3 separate regions of the Homo sapiens genome follow, and all the other regions are linked to region 1. Evidence: chromatin loops called from intact Hi-C (ENCODE). Cell type or tissue: OCI-LY7. All regions are shown on one strand. Each heading gives the region's core, and the rest is flanking DNA. Links, peaks and the distances in the headings are about the cores only.

The links. A loop is a pair of places that touch in the nucleus more often than their neighbours do. Peaks named below come from ENCODE experiments on the same cell type or tissue, not always from the same donor. Only the 100,000 strongest peaks of a DNase experiment are listed, where the experiment ranks them.
Region 2: a loop joins it to region 1, with 7 times the contacts of the local background. A loop is called at or near these places in 73 of 110 quality-filtered maps.
Region 3: it touches region 1 in a loop (7-fold over the local background); 93 of 110 quality-filtered maps call a loop at or near these places.

The regions. Positions count from the first base shown.
Region 1 is chr1:40,401,997-40,409,878 of GRCh38, reverse strand. SMAP2 (small ArfGAP2) reads right to left here. Exons shown (of 10, transcript NM_022733.3): 2 at 3,010-3,143; 3 at 1,141-1,226; 4 at 44-122. Among named protein-coding and RNA genes, the nearest start is that of SMAP2, 32 kb to the right of the region's middle. In OCI-LY7, for the core only: CTCF peaks have their summits at 4,638 and 4,846 (motif pointing right); a DNase peak (open chromatin) is centred at 4,868; H3K27ac peaks cover 1,199 bases.
Region 2 is chr1:40,334,190-40,342,071 of GRCh38, reverse strand. No RefSeq gene overlaps it. Among named protein-coding and RNA genes, the nearest start is that of COL9A2, 21 kb to the right of the region's middle. In OCI-LY7, for the core only: a CTCF peak has its summit at 3,172 (motif pointing right); a DNase peak (open chromatin) is centred at 3,171.
Region 3 is chr1:40,140,166-40,148,047 of GRCh38, reverse strand. LOC105378671 (a long non-coding RNA gene) reads left to right here. Exons shown (of 3, transcript XR_947232.3): 3 at 1-347. Among named protein-coding and RNA genes, the nearest start is that of RLF, 17 kb to the left of the region's middle. RefSeq lists an enhancer at 3,971-4,070. In OCI-LY7, for the core only: CTCF peaks have their summits at 3,668 and 3,869 (motif pointing left); a DNase peak (open chromatin) is centred at 3,837.

The DNA.
Region 1 (7,882 bases), core at 1,811-6,810:
ACATTACTTATTGTGGACAAAACTTGAAAGATGTATAACCAACCCTAAAGGCATTGATGTCCAGACTTCGGTCCATGTATTTCTTCTTCTCATATTTGTCTCGAATAAATCCTTCAACAGCTCTGCAAAAAGCTTATTAAGGATGAATCCAACAAGCCTCTCAAACAGCAAGAAGATAAAAGATCAATTGTGTTCCACGGAGCATTGTTCTCCTCCTTCCCTCTTGCCTGGTTTCCCCACATGGCTCCTGCCTCTTCATATGCAATTTCTCTGACCAAAACCTTAAAATGCCTCTTTCACAGTTAAAGCAGGGAATCATTACTTCCTATGCTTTCCCTTCAGCGTGATGATAGCAGCAAGTGGAATTAACCTTCAAACTGACATTAGAGGCTGTATGTGGCTGTTCTAGAATATAGGTAAAGCAGTCAAATGTCTATTTTAAAGCACTTAGGTCAATAGGCCTCAAACAAAGGCACGTAAGTGCCCCTTAAAAACATAAACTCTTGTGCCCCACTGCCAAATTCTGACCAGTGGGTCTTCTGCAAGGCCCCAAATCTGCATTTAACAGGTTCCACCTGAACCCATTAAAAAAAAAAGAACCTTAACAAGATGATCTACAAACTACATTTTGAGAAGCACTGCCTTTAAGGGATTTGGTTTTGTGTCCTAGGTGCTATGCTCTGTTGAACAGATGGTGGAAGAAAGTTATTGGTTATTGACAAACTGGTAAACAACAGTTAATTCTTTCACCCAAGACATAAAAAGATGATAAAAATGAATGGCAATTTTGCTGACTGCCAGGGTTAACAGAGCACAATGAACTACTCTTTTTAATCAAACAATAGTTTCAGAGATCCAAAATAAACTAGTGGAGATGTAACTTTATAGAAGAATTCACAGTGAAATCACTGCAGTCTTAATTCCAGAGTGAGTCTTCTTCAAGTGACACCGTATGACAATTCCGACATTCACAAATACATGTGCTTTTTGTGCACCTTGATTGCAGGACAGAGGACAAGCAAGGACACTGACTAATCCACATAGAGATGACCCAGTCACATTACAGGACTGGAGTCTTGTCTGACTCTCCCCAAGCATCAAAATACCACTCAGCCTTCTAAGTTGCTCCAGAAAAGATACGGGTCTATCTGAGGTCGCCGAAAGGTCTCAGGAAGATAGGCTTCATAAAGTCGGTTTGCCTTTCCATTTCCCATCTCTTGCATGCACTGTGACCAAAGAGAATGTAGAAACATGGAACGTCAGATCAAGAAAGAACTGAAAAACTTCTCACCCAATTCCACTACTGTACAATTGAAGAACCAACCTAGAGAGTGTCAGAACCAACATTTAAACTTGTGTATTCTGATTTCCAATTCATGATTCCCTCTACCTTACTAGGATTTCCCAATCATTTGCCCCAAGCTGTCTTTCCCCCACTCCATAGGTTCCTTTTACTGAAATATTTGTGTACCAAGATACATTCAATTCAGTAATAAATCAAGATCTCATTTGAAACTCTTAGATACACAGCTACCAATTAAAATGTCTACTTGGCAGGCAATGATCAGTGTTATCATTCTGAGTTTATACTATTAATCAATTCCAATAAATGTGTTTCCCATTAGGCTTTTAAGTAGACTCCTTAACACTTGTGAGGGATAAATCCCAAGAGCTTTTTAAATCTCCAAATTCCCGACTATCTCCATGGCATATAATTTCCTTCATAAAACAGAGTGAAGTGTAACTGAAAAATGTAACTCACCTTTTTAGACCTTTAATACATCTATAAATACAATCTAAAGCAATTTCTAAAGCCATTTTCTGGTTAAGCGTAACCTCTGATTTCCATTACCAACTTTAGCAACTGGATTTGGGGGGCGGGGGGCTTCCCTTTTACTCCCAAGAAAGAAAAAATTGAAATTAAAGCGTTTCAATGTAGGAAGAGAATAAAAAATAATGAAGCTATATCAAGGTACAGCTCTTAGGCCAGCCAGACTCATTAACTTAGGAGTCTCACTCCAAGCCCACCAAGCTAACAGCATGCAAGATTCATGTATGCATTCCAGCTGTTACAGCTTTTTAAAGATGATAACAATAAATCTAATATACACATTGTCCTATTTAATATACTTTTAAGGTTAATTATGTTTAAATTTATTTAAAATTTTTGAAATTTTAAATGTTATCTAATTCCACATTTGTATGTGTCTAAAAATATCAGAAATGATGAGTTTACAAAAATGGATACATTTTAATATTATGTACCATTAAAATATTTTCTCTGTCTTAAAAAAAAGATTCATGTATGCATTTTAGTAATAAAATTTTCCCATAAGTCTATGATTTGGAGGTTTTTTTAAAAAGTGAATTTTTATTTATTTATTTTTTTGAGACAGGGTCTCACTCTATTGCTCAGGCTAGAGTGCAATGGCATGATCATGACTAACCGCAGCTTCAACTTCTGGGCTCAAGCAATCCTCCCACCTCAGCTTCCCAAACTGCTGGGATTACAGGTACGTACCACCAGGCCCAGCTAATTTTTTAATTCTTTATTTTGTAGAGACAGGTGTCTCACTCTGTTGCCCAGGCTGGTCTTGAACTCCTAGACTCAAGAGATCCACCCACCTCGGCCTTACAAAGTGCTGGGATTACAGGCATGAGCCACCGTGCCCGACCAAAAGTGAATATTTGAAACTATAAATTTTAGACCTGCAAATGCTAAGAGTCTTAGAAAATCACCCAAAGATCCCTCTTAATACTTTCGTGGGCCCATGGAATCCTAGACCGTAGACTATTTCTGTTTTTAAGGAGGTAAAATATAGGTAGAATAACTTGTATCTTAAATAGAAAGAATAAAAATTTCTGTTAGGGTACAAGAATCTGATGTTAAGTGTTTAACAACTAAATTTTCCTTTATCTTCACCTTTGTGCCAGGTTTGACTGAAATTCATCTGGAATTCCTTTTACATAGATATATGGAAGCAGCTGACTCACTCTTGGGCTAAGTACCTGAATCTGTTCTTGAGTCCACTGGTCGAGGTTAACTGACTTTACCCTGGATATGTGCACCCCCAGATTCCTGTGGATTCCAGCACATCGAATGCAGATGAACACACCAATGTTCCAAGAGGCCCATCGCGGCCCTGTGAAAGTCAGGAACAGGGCAATAAAGTACAAATTACAACATTCAAGGCCTAAACTACAATATTAGATTATCAGACATTTCTGCTAGAACATAAGTGAAATAATTTTTACCATAACCACCTGTTTATTGACTCTGCTCATTCCTCCATGTGTCAGCTTTTCTTTAGTTTAAATTTAAGTGTACAATACAGTGGTTTTTAATATATTCACACAGTTGTGCAATGATTACTACTATCTAATTCCAGAACATTTTCATTAGTCCAAAAGAAATCACAAACCCATTAGCAGGCACTACCCATTTTCTCCCAGCTCTTCCTCCCAGCCCCTGGCAACTATGAATCTACTTTTTATCTCTATGGATTGCCAATTCTGGGCATTTAATATAAAAAGAATTATATAATAAGTGGGCATTTGTGCATGGTACAATTTTTTTACAGTGTCTGCTAATATGAGTGTTGAAACGCAGATGTTATAAGACTGTTACTTATATTAAGAAAAATCCCAGGAGTGCAAAGCCATGTCATATTCTATTTGGCCGAGCACCTTACATAAACAGTCCTCTCCCAAGAGACGTTTTAGTGGTGATGGGCCTGTATTCACCACTTTTTAGTGGTGGCCTGTATTCGGTTTTCCTACCAGGAAAAAAGATAGATATGGCATGCTTGTCCATGGCTCAACCTGTAATTGAAACTGTGTTTATCTTCCCCCCAACCCCAGGCCTATAAAATATGCATTCGCATTAACTTAATAGGATCTTTTCCCCTTAGGCTGATGTTCCTACTTTACTCAACTACTGAAGTATCTTGTTTCAAGATTGCCAAATAATAAAGATGCTTATAGCAACAAAAAAGAAATCTCAAATATGAATTTTAATTCAAAACTGTTACAGAATCTCCCATCCCCTGCCAGTGTTACTCATCCTAATAATCACTCTGAAAAATTATCATACTCCTCTTCATAATTTTTACCCAGGAAAGAAAAATGACTTATATGAAACCTGCCAAAAACTTACTAAAAAATCAGAAATACTTCCTTCTCCATTATCCCACTTGGCAGAAATTTACCACATAAAATAAGTGTGATATAAAAATTAGAGGATGCAATAAAGAGGTGAAAAGACACTGATTTTCTACAGAGATAAACAGGGCCTACGCTTGGAACGACAACGAGCACAAGACTTCAGTTCTTTAGGACACAGACAATTATTTGGTTAGCTAGCAGGTTTTTAATTTTTTAATTTTTATTTTTAGAGGCAGTCTCGCTGTCACCCGGACAGGGAGTGCTGTGGCACGATCATAGCTCACTGCAGCCTCGTCTTCCTGGGCTCAAGCGATCCTCCTGCCTCAGCCTCTGGAGTAGCTGGGACTATAGGCGTGTGCCACCCTGCCTGGCTAATATTTTTATTTACTGTAGAGACTAGGTCTCACTATGTTGCCCAGGCTGGTCTTGAACTCCTGTCCTCAAACAATTCTCCCACTTTGGCCTCCCGAAGTGCTGGGATTACAGGTGTGAGCCATTGTGCCTGGCCAGCCTGAAGGTTTTGACAGCAGTTTTAATGAAGGAATGCTAGAATTGTGTGGCAGAAAATTAGTTTTAGAAATTTGAATTCATGATTATTACAAATAAGAATGTAATTTTTTGACAAAGATATCACTTATTTACTATCGCAAATACTGCAACAGAAGGCTCACATTCTCCTTATTACCACCAGGTGGTGCTCTCCGCCTGAAATTTTATCCCAATACCTTATTGCTATCACAAGCTCCGATTTACCTTCTAAAAAGATATTTAGTCCCTTCACATTCCTAGATGGATTTACATAGTTGGTCCGCCATGTATCTAATAAACACAAAAATGATTCGCACACTTGTTTCATGTGGGAGAGTGTCACGTCAAACACAAAATGAAAACCCTAAACTGATGTAAATGGGGTTTCTTAACATGTGGTATATCCATTTTAGGTTACAGTTTTCATAAAGGAACTCCAATAAGATCTAAGTTATATAAGATTTAAAATGGCACCAAGTTAATATTTCATGTTTCTTAAAGCACTTTTCCTTTGCTCTAGATTCCAGAGTCTAGAACTCATAAGACAAGTTAAGATGTATTTGTTTGCTAACAAAGTCAGAAGCCAAACACATTCATTAAAAATTAAAAGTCAGCTGTGAAATGTTACACTGTTTGCTTCCTGGCCTTAAGATGGGAAAAGGCAATTCCCAATCATCTAAGCCACTGTCACAGCTCCCACTCCAGCGTACTTAAAGTCTTTTTGCTTCTGAGGAATGCAAGGCTAAGACTTGGAGCCTTGGGGTGACTCTGAAGCCACTGACAAGGCCTCAGTACAGAAATACAGGCAACTGTATTTTCATGAAAAGCCAAAGAACAGCCTCTTCTCCCCACCAAATCCCTACCTGACATCCCTTGTGAAACCTTTTCCCAGTGAATATAGTGATAGTTATATCCCAGATACTCAATCTCTTTTAGTTTTGAGCCACTAGATTTATTAGTGAATAACTACATGTTCCATAAAATATTCTGAAATTAGAGAAAAGAAAAATAAAAGAGACAAATGTTACTTATATGGCTGAAAACATGGGGAAATGGTGTAGTTACTTTTATTTCATTTTATTCTTTACAGACAGGGTCTCTCACTCTGTTGCCCAGGCTGGAATGCAGAGGCAAGATCATGGTTCACTGTAACCTCAAACTCCTCGCCTCAAGCGATTCTCCCACCTCAGCCTCCCATGTAGCTGGGACTACAGGCATGCAACACCATGCCCAGCTAATTTTTTAATTTTTTTAAAGACAAGGTCTCCCTATGTTGCTTAGGCTGGTTGTGAACTCCTGGCCTCAAGGAATCCTCTCGCCTCAGCCTCCCAAAGCACTGGGATTACAGGTGGGAGCAACCACACTCTGCCAGTTGTAGGACTTAGGTTTGAGCACAGCTCCTTCAGTGATTACCTGTGTGACCTTCTGAGAGATACTTACATTTCCTGAGCCTTAGTTTCCTCATCTATAAAACGTGTACAATAGCATTCACCTCACAGTGCCCTAGAACACAGAGGGACAATAACTGAGGACTATATATAAGGATGTGGTATAGAATAAGGTTTCCAGAACCCACTTCCCATCCATCTTCCTGATAAGGGCCAGTTAACTCATTCATATATGTAATATATACCAACACTCTATGCAACACCACGGAGTGCTTCTTTTTATTTTATTTTTTTGAGACAGAGTCTCGCTCTGTCGTCCAGGCTGGAGTGCAGCGGCGTGATTTTGGCTCACTGCAACCTCCGTCTCCTAGGTGCAAGCAACTCTCGTGCCTCAGCTTCCCGAGTAGCTGGGACTATAGGCGCGTGCTACCACACCCCACTAATTTTTGTATTTTAGTAGAGACGGGGTTTCGCCTTGTTGGCCAGGCTGGTCTCAAACTCCAGACCTCTGGTGATGTACCCGCCTTGGCCTCTCAAAGGCCTGGGATTACAGGCGTGAGCCACCGCGCTCAGCCAGAGTGCTTCTTTTTTAAAAAGGAATATGAGTTCTGGTCCTAAAATATCAGAACCAAAATGAACTGAATACAGAGAGAAGAAATTTACCCTAGACCCAATTTCAAAGTCTTCTAGGCAACATGAAAATTTAAGCAGCTTCCTTTATTTCTCTTAAAATATTTCTTGAAAATGCACTTTTTAAACCCTCACCTGTTCCCTTTCTCTGCTACACACCCCCACCCTGCCCTTGTGCTTGCATATGCCCCCACTACACAGGCAAAGAAAGAAGGCCCAAGGCTGTCAACCTAAGTGGTGGGTACTTGGATTCCACAGTACCTGGTATTGCTGCTATAAGGCCAGCCTACTTTAATCTGGTAAACTTGCAAAAATGCAAGTGAAACCAATTGTTTCACTTAACATAATGACCTCCAATTCCATCCATGTTGCTGCAAATGTTAGTGAGTTAAAAAATAGTGGATCTCATGAAGAGAGAGTAAATCGGTGTTCTAGAAGCCAGGAAGGGTAGGCGGATGGAGGAAGAAATGAGGTTGATTAATGGGTACAAAAATACAGTTAGTCAGCCTGGCCAACACGGTGAAACCCCATCTCTACTAAAAATACAAAAAATTAGCCAGGCATGGTGGCACGTGCCTGTAATCCCAGCTACTGGGGAGGCTGAGGCAGGAGAATTGCTTGAATCCAGGAGTCAGAGGTTGCAATGAGCCGAGATCACACCACTGCACTCCAGCCTAGATGACAGCGAGACCTTGTCTCAAAAAAAAAACAAAAATACAAAAATACAGTTAGAAGAAATAAGATCTAGTGTTCAATAAATCAGTACAGTGACTATAGTAAATAATAATCTACCATATATCTCAAAATAGGTAGAAGAGAATAATTCAAATATTCCCAGCATAAAGAAAAGATAAATGTCTAAGGTGACGGATATAGCATTATCATGATTTGGTTATTACACATTATGTGAATGTATCAAAATATCACTTGTACCCTGAAAACATGTACATCTATTATGTATCAATAAAAAGAGATAAACCAATTGTTTAATACACATTGGTCATGGCAATCAAGGAAAAAAATATAAAAGATGCCATTTTGAAATTTAAAATGAAAAGAAATGCTGAGAGGCAATATGCCAAACAATTTTGAAAGCAAAGAGGATAGACAAGTGATGTAAACTGGTAGTGATCGGCACAACACAAGAACAAGGTCACACATAAGTGCACATA
Region 2 (7,882 bases), core at 1,078-6,077, 67 kb after region 1:
ACAACAACAACAACAAAAATTAGCTGGGTAGGTGGTGCTTGCCTGTAGTCTCAGCTATTTGGGAGACTGAGGTGGGAGGATTGTTTGAGCCTGGAGAGTCAAGGCTGCAGTGAACTGTGGTTGCACCACTGAATTCCAGCCTGGGCAATAGAGCAAGACACTGTCAAAAAAAAAAAAAAGTTCAGAGTATTCTGTCACATAAGAGGTTTTTTGAAGAGATTAAGTGTGAGACTCATATATCCCCTCAGCTACCTCAACAGAAGACAGAAATAGAAACGGGCTTATCAAGCGAAGATCTGCAAAGGAGCATTTTGTCTAATGGAGTGACATACATGAGAGATCCACGGGGTTCTTGAGAATTTTATACCAGCAGAAACACTTGAGCTTGGACTGTACAGGATAGAGAGGGTATGAAATGAAAGAAGGCTATAAGATCCCCCAAATTCTACAGGCAGGAAACAAGTTGATAAAACCACCCAGCTGCAGCCATGTGCTGAACCTTTCATGAAAAAGGAAGAATGACTAAGAGGACAGAGCTGTGATCCCAGAGGGCAGAGCTTTGAGCTGCAAAGTATTATTTCCAGGCTTTGAAACCTAATGGAGTTTGTCTAACTTAATTTTGAAATTGCTTGGGACTAGTGACTCCTCTATTTCTTCCTTTCTCTCTTTTTACATGGGAATGTCTATTAGTGTTATCCTATGCTAGACCCAGTATCGTATTTTGGAAGCAGAAGCTTATTTTCTAGTTTCACACGTCCACAGGTGGAGAGAAACTTTGCCCCAGGATAGATTATGCTGAGTCTCATCCAAAACCTAATTTAGATAATATCCATGATAAATCTGAAACTCTTGAGCTAATGAGATTTAAATGAGACTTTGAACTTTGAGTTGATACTTTAATGGGCTGAGATTTTTAGGGACCTTGGAATAAGGTGAATGCATTTTGTTCGTGAGACAGGTATGAATACTGGGGCCAGAGAATGGTCTGTGGTAGGCAGAATAATGATCTACCAAAGATGCCTCCAGAACCTGTGAATCTGTTACATTACATGGCAAAAAGGGACTTTGAAGAATTGATTAAATTAAGGATTATGAGACAGGGAGATTATCCTACATTACCTAATAGGCCCAATATAATCACAAGGTCCTTAAAAGTGGAAAGGGGGCCGGGCGTGGTGGCTCATGCCTGTAGTCCCAGCACTTTGGGAGGCTGACGCAGGCAGATCACTTGAGGTCAGGAGTTCAAGACCAGCTTGGCCAACACGGTGAAACCCCGTCTCTACTAAAAATACAAAATTATCCAGACGTGGTGGCAAGCACCTGTAATCCCAGCTACTCAGGAGGCTGAGGCAGGGGAATCACTTGAACCTGGGAGGCGGAGGTTGCAGTGAGGCGAGATCACACCATTGTACTTCAGCCTGGGCAACAAGAGTGAAACTCCATCAAAAAAAAAAAAAAAAGTGGAAGGGGAAGACAGAAGAGAGAAGCACAGGGAGATTTTACTATAGTATGGTCAGTAAGATGTAACTTTGTTGGTTTTGAAGATGGAGGAAGGGGAAACCAAGAAATGTGGGAAGCCTCTAGAAGGTGGGAAAGGCTGGGCAATGAGTTATCTCCTTGAGCCTCCAGAAAGGAACACAGAGGAAAAACAATGGAGCAAAACTGGAAGCAAGGAGTTAAAATAAGAGGCAGTTGCAATACCCCCAAGCAAAAGAGGATGGTATGCTGAATAAGGTAGGTGCAGTGGGGATGGAGAGAGGTGGATGGATTAAACACCTATGAGGTATAGTCACTGGGACAAGGCGATAATATTTCTCGGGGAGGAGAGAGGGAAGTCTCTTCTCCAGGATGACATCCATAGTTTTGGCTTATGCAATAGGGCAGAGGGTGGGACCACTGGCTGTGTAGGCCACACAGGAAGAGGAACAGGTTTGTGGGCAAGAAGATAATTTCATTTGGGACATGTCAGTTTGGTGGTGCCTGTGGAACATCTGAGAAGCAGTTGGATAAGCAGGTCTGAGACTCAGGAAAACATATAGGCAGCAGTTAAAGTCAACCCGATGGATAAGATGGCCCAGGAAGAGTATAAAGAATAAGAAGATAGGACAGGACCTTGTAGAGTGCTAAGTAAGGGTGTGCAGAGAAAAGAAATCTGCAAGGGGCCTGAGAAAGAACAGCTGGAGAGGTAGGAGGAAAGCCAGGAGAGTGTAGTTCATGTAAGCGGACACTAAAGCTTATCAGTGTTGGACCAGCACTGGGAAGGAATCAGATGGAACAAGTGGGAGGTCAGATGAAACCAGGGTCAGGATTGGCAATTCTGAGGAGTTTGGAGTTGCTCTGTTCTAGCTGGAGAGAGAAGCACCTGTGGGAAGCTGATGGTTGGTATTTTCTGCCAGGCATAAGAGGGCAGCCAGAGGCCAGGTGAGCAAACCTGTTTAGCACTCTGGCTCAGCCCAGAATGGGCAGCTGTTTCCAGGAAGGGGTTCTAGGTCGTCTCACTGTGCTGTAATTAAGAGACTCAGCCCCTGCCCCAACTTGCTCCACGGGACTGACCAGCTGTGTTTGCTCTTCTCTAGCAGGGAAGGGGGATCATCTGTCACCTACTCTGTTTTCTGAACATTCATCCCACTCCCTGCCTTTCTTACAAAGTTCCTTCTGCCAATTAACCGGGTGTGGTGGCGGGCGCCTGTATTCCCAGCTACTTGGGAGGCTGAGGCAGAAGAATCGCTTGAAACCGGAAGGCAGAGGTTGCAGTGAGCAGACATTGCGACACTGCACTCCAGCCTGGGCGAAAGAGCGAAACTACATCTCAAACAAACAAAACGAAGTTCCCTTCTGCCGAAAACAAATATCCAAAGCGTTCTGGGCACTGTGCTAAGTACTTCATGGTCATCAAGAGACACTATTCTCCCCATCTCACAAATGAGGAAACTGAGGCTTAAAGAGATGAAATGACTTGCCCAAGGTCACAGTCAGTATGTGGTAGAACCAGGATCCAAGTCTAGCTGAATCCAAATTCTAAGTTCTAACTCCCCAGAAACCACGACTGCTCCCTCGCTGGGTTCCCACAGTGCTTTATCTGCCTCTATGCCCGTTTCATCTCGCTAGCAGCTCCTGGAGAAAGGGGCTTTTAATTCGTCTTGTCAAGCTGTCATCATGGTGTGCTGCCGCAGAGGACCACTAGGTGCCGCCAGAGCACCAGCCAGCCTGATTTACTGCTCACCTGGAGTCGGTCTAAAGGAGCAACTGGTGGGGAAGGGAGCTGGGCCTTTTCTTCCTGCCCTGCAGCCCACCTCTCCTTCCTATCGGAGGTGGGAAGAAACGACTGGAAGATTGGAAGGTTAGAAATTAGAGATTTGGCCGGGCGTCGTGGCTCACGCCGGTAATCCCAACACTTTGGGAGGCAGAGGCAGGTGGATCACATGAGGCCTGGAGTTCGAGATCAGCCTGGCCAACAGGGTGAAACCCCGTCTCTACTAAAAATACAAAAATTAGCCGGGCGTGGTGGTGCACATCTATAATCCCAGCTGCTCAGGAGGCTGAGGCAGGAGCTGAGGTTTGAACCCACGAGGCAGAGGTTGCACTGAGTCGAGATGGCGCCACTGCACCCCAGCCTGGGCAACAGTCAGAGCTGGTCTCAAAAAATAAATAAATAAATAAATAAATTTAGAGATCTGAGGAGTGTAAACTGGAGCAGCCCAGGGCTCAAGTCAAACAGAAGATCCTAAGAGTTCTCTAAGAAAGCTAGAACCAGCAAAATAAAATATTGCGGCAAACATCTCCAGGCTGGGTCTCAGCCCCACTCCTCTGTCCTCCCTTTTTGTGCAGATCCTAAAATGCACAACCCTATGCTGTGGCTGTAGTGGAAAGTGGGGAAAATGTATGTTACTGAGACCTATCCAGAGCTAGAAACTGTGGGAAAACAGGTGTGTGTCCTTGGGGAAATCACTTCACACCTCTAAGCTTCAGTCTTCTTGTAAATAAAATGAGGATAGGCCCAGCACAGTGGCTCACGCCTGTAATCCCAGCACTTTGGGAGGCCAAGGTGGGAGGATCGCTTGAGCCCAGGAGTTCAAGACCAGCCTGGACAACATAGTGAGACCTCTTCTCTATTAAAAATAAATAAATAAATAAAATGAGGATAATCAAGGGACCTACCTCGTTGAGCGGTTGTGAGGAGTTAAAGACAAAATGCATGTACCACACTGATACAATATCTGTCATATAGCAAGTGCTTAATAAATATTGTTATAAACACAATAATTATGATAATATAAATATTTAAATGATAAGCATTATTGTTGTATTTGTCAGGATTCTCCAGAGAAACAGAACCAATAGGATATATATAGATAACGTAAGAGGAAATTTATTACGGGCGTTGGCTCATGCGATTACAAAGGCCAAGAAGTCCAATGATAAACTGTCTGCAAGCTGAGAACCAGGAAAGCCGGTAGCGTAATTTAGTCCCCAGTGGAAGGCCTGAGAGTGGGGTTGGGGAGGGAAACCGGTTCAAGAACCAGGAGCTCCGATGTCCAAGGGGAGGAGAAAATAGATGTCCCAGCTCAAGGACAGAGAGAATTCACCCTTCCTCTGCCTTTTTATTCAAGCCCTCAATGGACTGGATGCTGCCCACTCACATAGATGAAGGTGGATCTTCTTTGCTCTCAGTCTACTGATTCAAACGTTAACTCTTCCAGAAACACCCTCAAAGGCACACCCAGAAATAATGTTCTACCAGCTAATATCCCTTAGTCCAGTCAAGATGACACGTAAAATCAGTACACAAAATTAACAGTCACTGCTGGGCGTGGTGGCTCACGCCTGTAATCCCAAAACTTTGGGAGGCTGAGGCGGGAGGATCACCTGAGTTCAGGAGTTCGAGACCAGCCTGGCCAACATGGTGAAACCCTGTCTCTATGAAAAATACAAAAAAATTAGCCAGGCATGGTGGCGGGTGCCTGTAATTCCAGCTACTCTGGAGGCTGTGGCAGGAGAATTGCTTGAACCCAGGAGGCAGAGGTTGCAGTGAGCCGAGATCACACCACTGCACTCCAGCCTGGGCAACAGAGTGAGACTCCATCTCAAAAAACATTATAAGCAAATCAAAGAAAATTGAGGACTACCAGATTATAATTTCTGACCCATTATCTTTCACCCAACTTGGTCTTGAACAACTAGTAGCTATTTCTCAAATCCAATCCACCTTCAAGGTTTAACAAACAAATAAAAATATGTTCACACACCTTCAAAATAATCTGATAGAAGTTCTGAAGATAGGCTGGGTGAGGTTCACACTTGTAATCCCAGCACTTTGGGAGGCCGAGGCAGGCAGATCACGAGGTCAGAGGATCCAGATCATCCTGGCTAACAGGATGAAACTCCATCACTACTAAAAATACAAAAAATTAGCTGGGCTTGGTGGCACACAGCTGTAGTCCCAGATACTCGGGAGGCTGAGGCAGGAGAATCGCTTGAACCCGGGAGGCAGAGGTTGCAGTGAGCCGAGATCGTGCCATTGCACTCCAGCCTGGGCAACAAAAGCAAGACACCGTCTCAAAAAAAAAAAATTAATGATCACCATTAATAATAAGTGGTAGTTCTCGGCCGGGCGCAGTGGCTCACGCTTCTAATCCCAACACTTTGGGAGGCCGAGGCGGGTGGATCACCTGAGATCAGGAGTTCAAGACCAGCCTGGCCAACATGGTGAAACCCCATCTCTACTAAAAATACAAAAATTATCCAGGCGTAGTGGTGCAGGCCTGTAGTCCCAGCTACTTGGGAAGCTAAGGCAGAGAATCGCTTGAACCCAGGAGACCGAGGTTGCAGTGAGCTGAGATCGTGCCATTGCCCTCCAGCCTGGGCAACAGAGTGAGATTTGGTTCCAAATAATGAAAATAATAATAATAATAATAATAATAATAATAATAATAATAAATGGTAGTTCTTAGCTGCTGCCTTCATGATGACATCATTTAATTATCTTCTCACACTACAGGCCTGACACATAACGTCCTCAACAAATATTTGTAGGATAAAAAAATAAAAATAGTTTTCACTCATGTTCTCTGTGTTAATCCAGCTTGTTGATCCTGGAGAGACTTTCTGGATGTGGTGTCTTTAAGGATCAACAGGAGTTTGCTGAGGATAATTGCACCTTCTATATTAAACAGAACAGTGCCTAGATAACAGAGAAAGTGTTCGGTAAATACTTTGGAAAGAAGAAAGGGAAAGAGGAAGAAAGGAAAGGGAAAAGAGAGAAAAGAAGGAAGAGGAAGAAGAGAGGAGTGAAAGAAAAGCTCAAGAAGGGCCTGATACACTGTCTCACGCCTGTAATCCTCACATTTTGGGAGGCCAAGGCAGGAGAATCACATGAACCCAGGAGTTCAAGACCAGCCTGAGAAACATAGTGGGGCCTTATCTCTTAAAAAAAAAAAAAAAAAAAAAAGACACAAAACAACAACAAAAACCTTAAGATTTTTTCCTTTAAAACTTAGCCTTCACTTGAAACTCATCAAGGAGGTTTTAAATTTGAGCTAAGGATCTCTGAGACAGGCTGCAAATAGGATCTCTAGCAAGACGTGGTTTTGTTTGTTTGTTTTTTGAGACGGAGTTTCGCTCTTGTTGCTCAGGCTGGAGTACAATGGCGCAATCTCATCTCACCGCAACCTCCCAGGTTCAAGCGATTCTCTGCCTCGGCCTCCTGAATAGCTAGGATTACAGGTGTGCACTATCACGCCCAGCTAATTTATGTAATTTTAGTAGAGACGGGGGTTTCACCATGTTGGCCAGGCTGGTCTTGAACTCCTGACCTCAGGTATCCACCCAACTCAGCCTTCCAAAGTGCTGGGATTACAGGCGTGAGCCACCGCGCCTGGCCCAAAATGTTTCTTAGAGAGCTGATATCACTACACTTTAGGTCCCGATAGTCCCACAAGTTTCCTCTAATGTAGCTGTCAGCACACTTCTGTCTTATCTGAACCCCTACCCTAAGTGTGAGCTCTGTGAAGCTAGGGGCTGTATCTATTTTGACCAATGTTGTACATATTTAGTACAAAGAAGGTGCTCACTAAATTTTGTTAGTTCTTAAACTGGGCTGAGTTCTAGTTCTGGTAATGGCAGAGTAGATTGTATCTGACTAACTCCCTCATAGATAACAACTATAAATTCTGCTAAAAATATTTGGCAATGATAAAAAATAAAAACTGAATTAAGGCACTGTAAAGTGACGAAAACCAGGCATAAGCTGGAAGGAGATTCCGTGTTTCAAATAAGGGAACCACACTGGGTATGATCCACATTTATATGGATTTTCCACCAGGGAAAATTCTTCAGTTTCCACAGCGCAGAAAGCTAGAATTCGAGCAGAAATTCAGAACTTAATTTGTCAATTAAATCAGAAGATAGAGTTCAGGCTGTTACAGTGACTGAAAATTGAGGGAGAAACCCCAGAAACAAAAGATCCAGAGAAAATAACCAAAAATCTGCACATAAACTTCCTCAAATCCTGAGCTAAGCCTTGAATCGCACATGCACAAATAAGACTCCAAGTCACTCAGCGGGGAAACCAATAGCTGGAAGGATGAAATTAATGAGCAAAGATTTTAGCTGCTGCTCACTGCAAGGAAGACAATTTGAAGTTGAAATTCTGCCACATTATCAGGGCTTGGTAAAAGACAGTCCATCAAAACCCCAAAAGGACTATACCTAAGGAGAAAACCCTGTATCCTGAGTTAAGAGATATAGCCTATGACCAGGAGCAAAATAAAAACTAGACTTAGACCGGGCGCAGTGGCTCACTCCTATAATCCTAGCACTTTCGGAGGCCAAGGCGGGTGGTTCACCTGAGGTCTGGAGTTCGAGACCAGCCTGGCCAACATGG
Region 3 (7,882 bases), core at 1,078-6,077, 260 kb after region 1:
AAGCGGCAGGAAGAAGCTGAATGGTCAGCTTTGTAGGCTGCTGACAAGAGTTTGGGTAAGGTGAGGACACACAAATGTCCATTTGATGTGACATCATGAGTATTGGTTGGTAACCTCAACTAGAGAAGTTTCTGTAGATCTCTGGTATGGAATCCTGTCTGAAGAAGATTGAAGAATTAATGTGAGATATGAAAGTAAAAAGAGCAGGGCAATTACCCTCTTCAGAAGTTTTTCTGAGAAAGAGGAGAATAAAACCGGGGCTGTGCTATTAAGGGGATATGAGGTTTTGGAAGGAATTCTTAAAGATAAGTTTATTAGTATGTTCTCATGCCTGTAATAAAGACATAACCGAGACTGGGTAATTCATAAAGGAAAGAGGTTTAATTGACTCATACTTCCACACGGCTGGAGAAGCCTCACAATCACAGCAGAAGGCCAAAAAGAAACAAAGTCGTGTCTTACATGGTGGCAGGCAGAGAGTTTGTGTAGGGGAGCACCCCTTTATAAAACCATCAGATCCTGTGAGACTTACTCACTATCATGAGAGCAGCACAGGAAAGATCTGCCCCCATGATTCAGTTACCTCCCACAGGTACCTCCCACAACGCGTGGGAATTACAATTCAAGATGAGATTTGGGTGGGGACACAGCCAAACCATGTCAACAGGAGATTCTAGAGCATGGTTGCATGTGTATGGAAATGATACAGGAAAATAGGAGAAAATTTAATGTAGAAAACAGGGTGGGGGGATTGCAGGAGAAAAGTCCTTGAGAAGGCAAGAGGGCATGGCATCCAGAATACAAGAAGTTTGATCTGCAATAGAAATTAGATATGTATTTTTATTTCAAAAGGAGGGAATCTGGAGAGTATGGGTACAGATGCAAGTAGGTGTATAGATTTGGCAGTGGGAGATTTGGGAGTCATTGCCTGAGTGCTTCTTTTTGCTCCATGACTTGTGAGAGAAAGCTGAGGTGGTAGAGAAAGGCAATGTTGAGCCTTTGAGGAGACAGTAAAAACTTTGTTAGAGTTGTTTTAGAGTGAGAAAAAAAGAATGCATTCTAGATATGTGCAGGAAGATTGCAGGACAGTGTTGAGTGGCATCATTCATTTACTCAACAAATATTCACTGAAAGTCTACCATGTTTCAGGTACTGTCCTAGAGGCTAAAAATACATCATGAAAAAAAACAAGTCCTGGGTTTTATATTCTTTTCTCCCTCAGAAGTTATAATACAGTTAATTTAATTGCAACTTTCTTTATCATATTCCAGTTCTATGGATACTCCCAGGTCCCCCCCATACCCCCCAACCCAACCACCGGCTTGAGTGAACCTAGATATCTCTCAATACATCATGAGTAAGACACAAACGATGAGTTAGAGTGGTTACATTTTTAAGATCCATCTGTTTAGATTCATGGAACATTGTGGACAACTACTATGGTCAAGGTAAATTTTTCTCATTATGGGTAAAACCCAGAGGGCTCTAGGGTCAGGTTTGTCAGGTTTGGATCCCAGCTCCGACTGCTTATTCGTTGTGTGCCTTTAGATCATTTAATTTCATTGAGCCTTGGGTTCCTCATCTTAAGGTGGACATTGTAACAGCATGTGTCTCATAATTCTCATAGTTGTGGGTCCTAATGAGATTTATCCAAAGAGCGGAGAATGAGGCCAGATGCACAGTAAGCACTCAGTGTCACTAGTATTACTCCTATAAGGTTCAGCTTCAGAGGATAACTTTAGTTTCCTTTACTGTAGTCCCTCCACACCTACTGACCATGGATGCCATCTATTTTCACGACTTTGTCCTGTGAGTGACAAAATGATCAAGAGGACAGACCCATACTGTGGATCATCAAAGGAGCTGATTGATTAGGCTAGGATTTCTGATTTGCAAATTCAATAACTTGATTCTATCATTTCACCTAGGTTGTGATTAAGGCACAAGAGCCCAAATTACTAATTTACCTTAAGAAATATAATGGTATCTCTACAGAAAAGTCAGCTTGGGAAGCAAAATTAACACCGGAAGTTTGCTTAGGGAGGGTACAATTGGTGTAAAGGGAATGAGAAGATCTTAAACCACCATTGTTCCAACACCCTAGCTTCTCCCACGGTTATTTTTTATCCTTTCTTTCTCTACCCCCCAAATCTAATCAGGTTAGATTCTAAGTCCTATTAATTTGTGCTCAGGAAACTTTCTCCCATATTTTCTCTTACCCATTTCTACTTCTCCATGCCTGGGGAATGAGAGTATATAGATAACACAAAATAATGTCCTCTAAAGGTCTTCAAATGAGAAGCATTTGAAGAGTGAGAGTGGCTTCCAGGTGAGGGAGAGGATGTGCTTCAGAAGCTGATTTTGATTATCATTTCCCATGGCTGGACTTGCTGCCATCACCTCCCTGGGACCCTGGGAACATTTTGTTCCTTTCCCAGGGGCTCAGCATTCCCTTCTGGGAGGCTTTGTTGCTCCCATTTTGATGAAGGGTTAGGGGCCCAAAGGTAGAGAACCCCCAAAGGAGATGGGAATCCAAAAATCTCACAGATGCTATTTCAGACTTTCCCCTCCTGCCAAAGTCTCCCTGGAGAATCCTTCTTTCCTCTGCCCTTTGGGAGATTTTATATTTGTTGGATTTAAGGGAGGGGCAGTTCCTTCATCGTACCACTACCGTTAGACATGCCCTACTTTGCTCTTGCTTGAATGATTGCAAGGGCTTCCCAACAGGCATTCCTGCTTCTAGTTCATCCCCTTGCTCCCCGAGATTCATCTTCCTAAATTTGACTCCATTGTTTAAGATTGTTCAGTCCCTTCTTGCTTCAAATAGAATCGAAATCTTCAGCCTGCCTATTAGGTTCTACCACCTGGCCTTATCACCTGCTATTCCTAAAAGCACCAGAATTTCTTGTTAGCACCCCATACATGTTGCTACCCCACCCCCCAACATATAATTTTCCTGCCTTTGTGTCTGCTCAATTTGTCACCTTTTCTTGGAAACTCCCTTCTATGTGTACTAAATACAATTAACGGGGCATATCATCCAGTCATGGCAGAGGCCCCCAGTTACATTAACCTTCAGCAAACCCTAAACTTTTTCTCACTTCAGGGCCTCTGTACTTGTTCTTCCCTCTATCTGGAACATTCTTCACTTGTCCAGCTTCTTCTCAATCTTCAGGGTTGATCTCTTAAAGTAAGGCCCTTAATTTTCTCTCTTCTAGCATCCTGTTCTTTTTTTCCTTCATAGCACTTACCAAAATATGTAATTATACATTTAAATATTAATTTATTTGTTTAATCCTCCACTAGACTGTAAACTTGCAGTATTCATGTCTATTTGCTCCCCACTCTATTTTTCAGTGCCTAGCACAGTGCAAGGATGTAAAAAACATGAATATTTGCTGAATGCATAAGTGATTGAATGGGTTATAGTGCATAGAACTCATGGTCTGTCATCAACAAAATCCTATATTCTCGATCTCTTCTCTGCTTTAACTTAGACCTGGCTTTCCCCAAAGAACACCATTTCTCCCAAGTGACATCTTTTCTCTTTTGTTCACTTCATAGATTAGTGCCTGGCACAGAATAGTTGCTCTGCAATTATTTAATTGCTGTTTACTGGCTGTGTCCTTTTCCCTCTAAGCTAATGAATGGTTAGGAAGATAGCTCAACAGAATGAAAAGAAGTCATTCTGGAGGCAGACAGGCTGAGATTGAATCCTAGTCCTGCTGCTGACTAGCTGGTGATTTGACCAAGTTCGTTAACCTCTCTGAGCCACAGGGTTCATCTTTAAGTGTAATAGAATTTTAACTCGCGCGGAGGTACTTTATTAGGTTGGCCCAATGAGTTGATTCACACTGCCCCCTAGAGGACTTCTGTTTCTGGGACAACAGACTCCAAACCCTAGGAATGTTTGAGGATCTTTGTGAGCTACTCAGACGCACCTGAGGGAGAGGAGGGCTCCAGATCAGCCCTGTGGGAGTTGGCTCCAGATCAGCCCTGTGGGAGTTGGCCCCAAATCAGCCCTGCAGGGGTTGGCCCCAGATCAGCCCTGCAGGAGTTGACTCCAGATCAGCCCTGCAGGAGTTGGGACACAGACAAAAAGTTAAGAGGTCTTGGAGAAGGCAGCTCAGACATTGACAAGGTCAGCAGTCCTCGAGCAGCAGTGGCAGTGGGAGTTTTAATGATTTCTGAGAATCAAGGAGGGGACTTGGTTTGCAAAGCCTGCCTTTGTTGCTACTTAAGCATGTGGTGGGTTATCCAGAGCTCGGAGATTTAGAATATTGCTAAAGGTGAAGTCCATTTGTGTTAACCATAGCTGAGGTCAGGGGTATTTCAGAGTCACATGTAAAATGGAGCATCCTTAATAATAAGTACCTGCCTTTCAGGGTTGTTGTGAGGATCAAATGAGAAAAGAGTCATGTAACATGCTAATATGGTACCTGATACATAACAATTGCTCAATAAATGACAACTGCTATTATTGTTGAAGGTAAGGCAGCCTCTCCACTTTCCTTTCTTACACTACATGCTAAATTTATTCTCTAATAATAAAGAGTCAGGAAAAAAATGGAGCAAAAATGTGATCAAATATGCACTTTCTTGTAGGCAGTCTTTTGCTTTTTTCGTTTTGTAATAAAATTATCCTATTAATAAATTAAATGTGTATAGTTAAATCTATTTAAAATCCATTCATAAATGGTAAAGTAATTATTATGTGGTTGCCAGTGGCCAGAGGTAGAAGTGAGGTAGAAATTGATGGATAAGGGGCAAATGGAATCTTTTGGGGGTGAAAGAAATGTTCTATATCTTTTTTTTTTTTTTTTGAGGCAGAGTCTCGCTCTGTCGCCCAGGCTGGAGTGCAGTGGCATGATCTCGGCTCACTGCAACCTCCACCTCCCAGGTTCAAGTGATTCTCCTGCGTTAGTCACTTGAGTAGCTGGCACACCACCATGCCCGGCTAATTTTTGTATTTTTAGTAGAGACGGGGTTTCACCATGTTGGCCAAGATGGTCTCAATCACCTGACCTCGTGATCCACCCACCTCGGCCTCCCAAAGTGCTGGGATTACAGGTGTGAGCCACCGCGCCCGGCCCATTTAATACATTTTAATTTAACTTGACTACTATCTGCAATAGCAATGGAAATGAATCAGTGGGGAAAGATAAGAGAGACAGAGAAAGAGCGTAAGAACCCATATTATAACTCTGACCTGGACACAGAGCTGGGCTCTTGGAATACAAACTGAAATAGAACTGGTTCCTGACCTCAAACAGCAGCTAACTGTCTTATGAGGAAGACACACACATAAACATATAATTTCTCCTTAAAAAATTAAATATTCTTGAATAATTAAAATATGTATTTGGTTTTGAAAAAATCTGTACAAATAATAGTAAAAATCAGTCTCCCTCCCACCCCTGTCTCTTGGTTGAAAGCAACCACTGAAAACAGTTTATTCTACAGCCATTCAGAGGCATTCTACTTACATACAAGCAGAATTTTTATATGGTATGTGTATTGTTAGCTTTGTGTATGGTAGCTTTACTGTCTCTGAGTTTTCCTCCTTTAAACAAACAAACAAACAAACAAACACTTAACATTCTACCCTGTAGATGAGTCCATAACAAAACCTATTAAACAGATGGTTTGCAATATAAGATGGTAAGAACAATGGGAAAGAAATGAAAAGAATGCTGTGGTGTGGAGACTACTGGCATCTAGCAAGGGAAAGCTTCCTGGAGGATTGATGAGGCTGCCTTATCTCTTTTATGAGTATTCCAAGATAAAAATACAAGAGCTAATTAGTAAACCAAATGCTCTAGTTGTATACTAAACTGTGTTGTCTACAACTCTGATTGTTGTTTGGAGGGGAGCAAAAACAGTTTGAGCAGGCCAGGGGTGGGGAAAAGTTATTGCACAGAAAGTGGGACTGTCGAGGTATGAGGTAATAGGTCTTGGTACAGGAAGCACTGGGAGCCCATTGTGTGCAGGGAGGTCTTTGGTTACAGACTTGAGTATAGTATTTCAGATGACCCAGGGACTGATTAGAAGGATTAAAGGATGCTTACTTGTAGTTCTTTTTTTTTTTTTTTTTTTTTTGAGACAGAATCTCGCTCTGTTGCCCAGGCTGGAATGCAGTGGCACAATCTCAGCTCACTGCAACCTCTACCTCCCGGGTTCAAGCAGTTCTTCCTGCCTCAGCCTCCCGAGTAGCTGGGGTTACAGGCACCTGCCACCACGCCCAGCTAATTTTTGTATTTTTAGTGGAGACAGGATTTCACCTTGTTGGCCAGGCTGGCCTCGAACTCCTGACCTCAGGTGATCTGCCCACCTCAGCCTCCTAAAGTGTTGGGATTACAGGCGTGAGCCACTGCGCCTGGCCACTTATTTGTAGTTCTAACTAGCATTGCCAGATTTAGCAAATAAAACCACAAGGCATCCAGTTAAGTTTGGAGTTACATAAACAATAAATAATTTTTAAATATAAGTATGTATGTCCCATATTCAACTTAACTGGTCATCCTGTATTTTATCTGGCAACCCTGTCTTTAACCCAACCATGTGAAAAAATCAAATTGACCACTCAACATCAGGCAGTTAAAAACAATGACGAAGTGGGCGTTTTTAATTGGAAGAATAGACAAACAAGAAAATGTGTAGGGCTGGGGCCAAGAGTTGTTTAAGTGAGTTTAGGGCTGGTGGAGCCTGGGCCAAGGAGACTCTGGTGATCTGGGCTGGCAGGTCTGGGGCTGAGGTAGTAGCTTACAAGGTCAGGACAACTAGGTTCAGAGCCAAATAAATGGTTCTCATGGTCAGGAATGGCAGGGTCATGGCAAAGCCTGCAGCTCAAGGTCAGGGTCAGTAAGAATGGGGCCAAGGAGATGGCCCATGTGGTCAGGAGATTGAGCAAATAAGAAAATATATTGAGAATAGTGAGAGCCAGGTTTCTTACTCTTGGAGACAATAAGTATGAAAAGGGGAAAGACTAGAACAAACCCTGTAATTAGAGTCAGAGGTGTGAGCCTATAGGGTGTGTGTGTGTGTGAATATTATATATGATATACAAAGAGAGACAGAAGAGTAGATGTGTGTGTTTATGATATGTATAGTGGCTTTTTGGTTTTTCAAAACACACTAATTTGTAGCATTTGCTGATTTCCACGGTGTAAATACTCCCAGCATGAAATAATACTAGTTTCACAGCCACCCGCAAAGTTCCTGAATATTTAACAAGCAGCTTTTGCAAGTCCATATGAGCCAACTCCACTACAGTACTTCGGAATGTACATCATACGTATGATTGTGTGTGTGTGTGTCCAGACATATTTTTCCTAGTTGATATCTTGTTTCCTTGTCCTACTGAAAGGACTTGCAAGACCGACACACCCATAGCAATGAGTGCACCTAGCATCTACATCTTGACTTCCAAGTATCATTCTTCACTAAAAAGAAACCAAAAGTTCTTAGAGAAATGGCTGATTTCATGACTAGGGCAGTGAAAAATCTTACTGGTTCAGGAAGAAAGGAAGTATTCAAAGAATGAGGATGTAGTAAGCTAAGTAATGGCCCCTGAAGCTCTAATCTCTGGAATCTGTAAATATTATCATATACAGAAAAAGGATCTTTAGAGATATGATCAAGGAACTTGAGATGGGGAGATTGTCTTGGATTATTCAAGTGGACTTTAAATGCAAACACAAGTATCCTTGTAAGAGAGAGGCAGAGAGAGATTACGCAAAAGGAGAAGGCAGGAGGCAGAGACTGGAGTGGTGCAGCCACAAGCCAAGTGCCAGCTGGAAGCTGGGAGAGGCAAGGAACGAATTCTCCCCTAGAGCCCAGAGGAAGCATGGCCGTGTTAATATTCCTGATTTGGGCCCAGTGA